Regions from separate parts of the Homo sapiens genome. Here region 2 is linked to region 1. Evidence: chromatin contacts called from ENCODE Hi-C or POLR2A ChIA-PET data. All regions are on one chromosome and are shown on one strand. The core of a region is the stretch at or near the end of the contact, and the rest is flanking DNA. Distances in the headings are between cores, read along the strand shown.

The links. Hi-C counts contacts between places; a loop is a spot of excess contacts on that map. ChIA-PET counts read pairs that join two places held with the same protein, here RNA polymerase II (POLR2A). Pooled maps may share reads with other maps.
Region 2: a map of endothelial cell of hepatic sinusoid shows a loop between it and region 1 (3-fold over the local background). The contact joins the promoter of MCM5 here to the enhancer-like site in region 1. A Hi-C loop is called at or near these places in 1 of 168 maps with a recorded cell type or tissue (endothelial cell of hepatic sinusoid) and 7 of 50 pooled maps. POLR2A ChIA-PET finds 5 or more read pairs at or near these places in 5 of 52 experiments (AG04450, BJ, Caco-2 and 2 more).

The regions. Positions count from the first base shown.
Region 1 is chr22:35,567,925-35,570,987 of GRCh38, forward strand. No RefSeq gene overlaps it. Among named protein-coding and RNA genes, the nearest start is that of RASD2, 29 kb to the left of the region's middle. Within about 2 kb of position 1,612, at least 5 of the 41 ENCODE cell types and tissues checked have a DNase peak (open chromatin) inside an H3K27ac peak, as active enhancers do.
Region 2 is chr22:35,398,641-35,401,703 of GRCh38, forward strand. MCM5 (minichromosome maintenance complex component 5) reads left to right here and starts at 1,500. Exons shown (of 17, transcript NM_006739.4): 1 at 1,500-1,568; 2 at 1,791-1,965. The coding sequence starts at 1,799. RefSeq lists enhancers at 1,045-1,094, 1,105-1,264.

The DNA.
Region 1 (3,063 bases), core at 362-2,861:
GGGCTCCAGCACCAGGGGAAGGCTTTCAACGTCCTGAGGATCCCAGCCCGAAATGGATGGGCTGAGCCTGTCTAATCTTGGCTCCACTGGTCCCTCGAGGCACGTCCTTTCAGAAAGGACACTGAACAGGCGGCAGCCCCGCCCCCACTGAGCCCTCAGAGGATGGGAAAGCAATCTTTAGGATGACAGCAGTTAGCGGGTACCTCTCCGTGGTCCCTCTCCACCAATTAGGGCGGTGGATAAGCAGCTGTACCCTGAAGTTAGACCACCCAGGATTCAAATCCCGGCTCTGCCACCTGGGTAACTATGGGCAAGTGACTTGATAGCTGCCTGCCTCAGTCTCCCCAACTGTGAAATAGGGATAATAATACTATCCTCTTCATAGGACTCTTTTGAGGATTACCTGAGTTCATTAAGGGAAGTCCTTACTACAGAATCCGGCACATTGCTCTCATTTTTTACAGCCCAATAGTCATAGATCATGAGACGGTCTCAGTCCCCAGGCTAGAAGGGCTATGCCAGGCCCCCAGTCTCTCCACTGCCCAGGGCGGTGTTTCTGAGGCTTGACCTGGAGGATTTTTAGTCACCCCAATGTCCAGTGCACCCTCCATCTGTGCACCAGGATCTCTGAGGGTGGGACCCAGGCATCTCTTTTTGGAAAACTTTGCAGGTAGTTTCAATGCTTAACCAAAGTTAAGAACAATGGAAATCTGTCAGCTTTTGTGCCTGTAAGGTTTATTTGGCCTGAGTCGTGAGACCCCATGGAGCTCCTGCAGCCTGTGTGGAATCAGGGGAGGGAGGAGTGGACACAAACAATATTTGCACAGTACTAGGCACCCTTTGTGTGCTCATTCATTCATTCATTCCACACAAGCACTTATGCACTTACAATGTGCCCATGCTGTGCCGATAGCCAGGAATGAGACAGAGGGGCCCCGCCCCATGGCACTTACTGACCCGTAGGGGAGGCAGACATTTATGGTTTATCACACAAACACGCTGGCAATGATAAGAACCACACAGAGCAGCTGAAGTGGTCAGGTGGCTTCCCATTCCAGGTGAGATCTGGAGGTTGCGGGGCAGTTAGCAAGTGGGAGAGAGCTGCATGCGGGGAAGGTGGGAGGCGTTGCAGGAAAGGTGAGGGAGACACAGCTGAGCTGTGGTGCTGGCCAGCTGGGGCCTTGCGCCTTATCCGGGCACTGTGACGGCCACTAACAGGTTTTAAGTACCGGAATGACATGATCGGATTTGTAATTTAACTAGATCCTTCTGACTGCTGTTGGGGGAACAGACTGTCAACCTCACAACAGCACTGTCAGCTGAGTATTAGACAAATGATGAACCTGGGCCCAGGGAGCTGAGTCACTCATCAGAGACGTGTGGCTAGCAAGCAACAGAGGCCAGGCCCATCCCAGGCCCCTGCTCTCAGATCTGGGTTCTTTGCACCCCCTCCCCTGGCTGTGTCCATCTCTCTCTCTGCTCCCCGTTTCGTCCCCATTATCTCAGGATCGACTCCAAACTCCCTGTGAGACAATACGATCATCCACATTGGATGACAGCCTTTCTCAAAGCCTCTGTGAGCACAAGTCTTCATTCTTTAGGGATCACTCTGATTTTGAGAAGCAGCCAAAGGCTTTCCAAGCCAAACTTGGCAGGATAAGGTAGGTGATTATATTAGTCACCTATTGCTATGTCACAAATTGCCCCAAAACTTAGTGGCTTAAAACAACAATAAACCTTAATTCTTTCACACATTTCTGTGTGTCAGGAATTGGGAGCAGCTGAGCTGCATAGTCTAGTTCTGGTCTCTCCTCTTTCCCAATGCCTCAGTTTCCCCAATTATAAACCAAGGTGCTTGAACCGGACCCTAATATCCCTCTTAACCTTGGTGCTTCCAGAAAAGGTTTGATTCTCCCACTCTTGCCAATTCCTCTTCCTCCTTAGGCGGTGGGCCCAGGCTCACAGAGAACTGCAGGTCATTAGCCAAACTTTTTTTTTCTTCCACAAAGAGCTTCGGCCTATAGCTGGGCGCTTTCTACCTACCTGCTGCAAAGGGCCGGAGGTGAAACCCTGAACCTGAGATGAGGTCAGAGCAAAAACCCAAAATGTCATCCCCCAAGACTCCTGAGCTGTGGCGGGGTGCACTGAGAATGGGTTGCAGACTTCCTTGTGGTCCGCTGCGGGGCCACTAACTGCTCTGAAGTGTCTTTGCCCTGAGTTCTCTGAAACACTGAGCACCTAAGGGAGAGCAGGCACGCGGCAGATGGGTGACAGCAGCCAGGCACACCTGCCGCACTCCGATCCCTCCTGGCTAGGGGCTAGGCATCTTGGAACGCTTACGAACGGGGTCTTCAGCTCTGCAGCCCCCAATCTCAAGACAGCTGGCTCTGTTCTGCCCATCAGGTCCTGAACCCGGAGGCAGGACCTGAAATACCCCAAGGCAGGGACTCACATCCACTGACCTGCTGTGTATCTGGGATTAACTGGAGTCTGGAAGACAACGGGGAGCCTCCAGCTCACCCCCAAAATGAAAGACAGCTCCTGGGGAGCTTATCATTTAGTAGGACAGATGGATAGTTGCCAAATAACCACGCAGGTAAAGGGACCATCACAAGTCTAGCAAGGGCTATGAGGAGCACAGTGGAGCTGGCTGTTAGTGGAGGGCCCCTGGCGAGGCCTCCTGGGGAAGGGATGGTTCAGCTGAGCTTACATCACAGGCAAAAATAAAATAGGGAAAAGAATATCCACCCTCCAAGGGCCCATTTAACTTAGCAAGGGAGAAATGGGGCAGGGAGATTAATGGAAAGAAGGAATTTGGTGGCCGTGCAGCAGGGTCCTGAGCGTCAGCGGCCCGTCATCCCAGTGTTCCTGGGAGGCCAGCACTGGGAGGCACTGGCATCCCAGCCAGCAGCCAGGGTCAGGATTCTAGCCAAAGAGACCTGTCAGGGCCTTGGCACCACCTTGGAGGGACTGCACCGTTCCGCTATCCATTGCTCCTGGAAGTGGCATTACCCTGCCTCCTGGCTGGTGCCGGCCCCTCTGAGCCTCAGCCTTGCTGCTGCT
Region 2 (3,063 bases), core at 250-2,749, 170 kb before region 1:
CCGAGATCGTGACACTGCACTCCAGCCTGGGCAACAGAGTGAGACTCTGTCTCAAAACAAAAAAAATTATAAAAAAATTTCTAGAGAAGCGGGATCTTGCTATGTTGCCCAGGCTGGCCTCAACTCCTGGACTCAAGGGATCCTCTCATCTTGGTCTCCTGAAGTGCTAGGATTACAGGCATGAGCCACAGTGCCTATAGATCAAGGTTGAGGCTTAGAAGTGAAGGGAGCCCAGAGGAACCTGGCTAGAGTTTGGTCAAGGAGAGTCTTTGTCACCATACTACAGAAAATTAAGCAGCTGTTAAACAGAATGAGGCCGGTCTGGGCATGGTGGCTCACGCCTGTAATTCCAGCACTTTGGGAGGCCGAAGCGAGTGGATCACTTGAGGCCAGAAGTTCGAGACCAGTGTGGGCAACATGGTGAAACCCTGTCTCCACTAAAAATACAAAAATTAGCTGAGCATGGTGGCGCCTGCCTGTAGTCCCAGCTAGTTGGGAGGCTGAGGCAGGAGAATCGCTTGAACCGGGGAGGCAGAAGTTGCAGTGAGCCGAGATTGAGCCACTGCACTCCATCCTGGGGGACAGAGTGAGACTCCCTCTCAACAAATAAATAAACAAATAAAAGCAGTGTGTTAGGGTGCGAGAACCCGGGTCGGGGACGCGGGTGAGCCGCGCGGTAATCGCCCTGTCCTGCCACCAGCTGGAGGACAGGGGCTCCTCAGAGCCTCAGGCCCAGAGAACGGGCCCCACGACCGGGAAGCGAATACTCCACAGGGCACAGTCTCCCAATGCAAAATGGGCACCTGGACCCAATCATTTCTGAACTTCTAGTTTTTTCTCCCTATGGCTATGAAAAGGGTCATTTTTTTTCATAGGACTTTAAAAGAAGGCTTAAGAAAAGCACGCAGGCCTGGCCGGGTAGCTCACGCCAGTAATCCCAGTGCTTTGGGACGTCAAGGCAGGCGGGTCGCTTGAGAGTAGAGTTTCGAGACCTGGGCAAGATGGTGAGACTCCGTCTTTATGAAATATTTTAAGAAAATCACGTACACCTGTGGTCCCCGCTACAAGGGAGGCTGAGGCGGAAGGATTGCTTGAGCCCAAGAGGTTGAGGCTACAGTAAGCCGTGATCCAGCCACTGCACTCCATCCCCGGCAACACAACGAGACCATGCGTCAGGAAAAAAAAAAAAAAACCAAGAAAATAAAAAAGAAACCACCTAAAGGCGTCCTCCGCGCGCCCGCCCCTCCGCCATCTTTGCGTCCGCCCCGTCCTGCGCCGCCACTTCCTTCCCAGCCAGAAGTTTCGCGCCAAATTGTTCCGCACACAAAATGGAGCCCGGAAGGAGGCGAGGTCATGCACTTTGCAGCCAATCATCTTCGGCAGACAGTCCGGGCGGCGGGGCTGGAGGGCTCAGAACGGTCCAATCGCTGGCCGCGAGGCTCCGGCGAACCAATGGGAGCGCAGCGGCTGCGGCGTCCGAACACCGCCTCTTGTTTTTCCCGCGAAACTCGGCGGCTGAGCGTGGAGGTTCTTGTCTCCCCTGGTTTGTGAAGTGCGGAAAACCAGAGGTGAGGCTAGTGGGAGTGGGACTGGGACTGGGAGCCAGCAGGCATCTGGATTTCCGGGTGTAGTTGGAGTGGGACAGGAGTTTCTCGGGAACTGGGGTTGGAGTCCGGGAGCGCGGCCGGGGGTCCCCCTGCTCCGGACTCAGGGCAGGGACCCAGGCGTCGGAGGGGAGGAGGTGCCAGGCGCTGCCCCCAGCCTGTTCTGGCCGTTTGTTCCCACCCCAGGCGCAGTCATGTCGGGATTCGACGATCCTGGCATTTTCTACAGCGACAGCTTCGGGGGCGACGCCCAGGCCGACGAGGGGCAGGCCCGCAAATCGCAGCTGCAGAGGCGCTTCAAGGAGTTCCTGCGGCAGTACCGAGTGGGCACCGACCGCACGGGCTTCACCTTCAAATACAGGTGCGGCTCCTGCGGGGCCGGGGGCTCGAGTTCCAGTGTGGCCGCTCACACGCCTCTACCAGCCTGCTAGAGTCCTGGACAGTCAGGGCACAGATGGGCCCAGACGGGGGAAAGAGCCGGTCCTGGGTCACAGGGCTCATCCCGGCAGCCTCACGCCTTGGTATAAGGCTTTGTGTATTTTGTTTTACTTTATTTTATTTTATTTTATTATTAACGTATTTGTTTATTATTTTGAGACGGAGTCTCGCTCTGTCGCCAGGCTGGAGTGCAGTGGCACGATCTCGGCTCACTGCAACCTCCGCTTCCCGGGTTCAAGCGATTCTTGTGCCTCAGCCTCCCGAGTAGGTGGGACTACCCCCGCCATCACCACGCCCGGATAATTTTTTGTAATTTTAGTAGAGATGGGGTTTCGCCATGTTCGCCAGGCTGCTCTCGAACTCCTGACCTCAAGTGATCCACCCGCCTCAGTCTCCCAAAGTGCTGGGATTACAGGCGTGAGCCACCGTGCCCGGCCTGCTTTGTGTATTTTATCTGTACCTGGAGTTAACTTCTGGGTGAGTCACCTGTTGAGTGGGCCACCAGCAACCAGCTAGCGCCACTTGGACCGTTTAGTTCTTTATCCAGATCTTGTTCCTGTTCATCTGCTTCCTATCATCCTTCCATGTCATGTCTGAGACCTTACAAACTCAAGTTCCCTGTAGGTGTAAAAGGTGAAGATGGCAGTTAGGATTCACTTCACTTCGCTCATTCATTTATTTATACCAGTCTTGCACCTTCATTGATTGAGCACCTGCTGCCTGCCAGATACTGTTCTGGGTGCTGGGCTGCAGCACTGAAGCTGGACCTGGCTCCTGCTTCTAGGTGATTGTACGACCTGTGACATCATGAGAATTCTCATAGGCCCGGCCTCTATCCCTGAAATGTTAAAATGCAGAGAACATGAGGTTGCAGGTTCAGCACTGGCCCATTATTAGCTGAGTGACTTCCAGGTGTCAGTGTCTCTGGGCCTCACCAGGCCAGAAATGGGTAAAGCCATTCCTGCTTTCACTTACTCATGCAGCAGCTGATATTGCCCACCTGTGTGCCAGGCACTGCGCT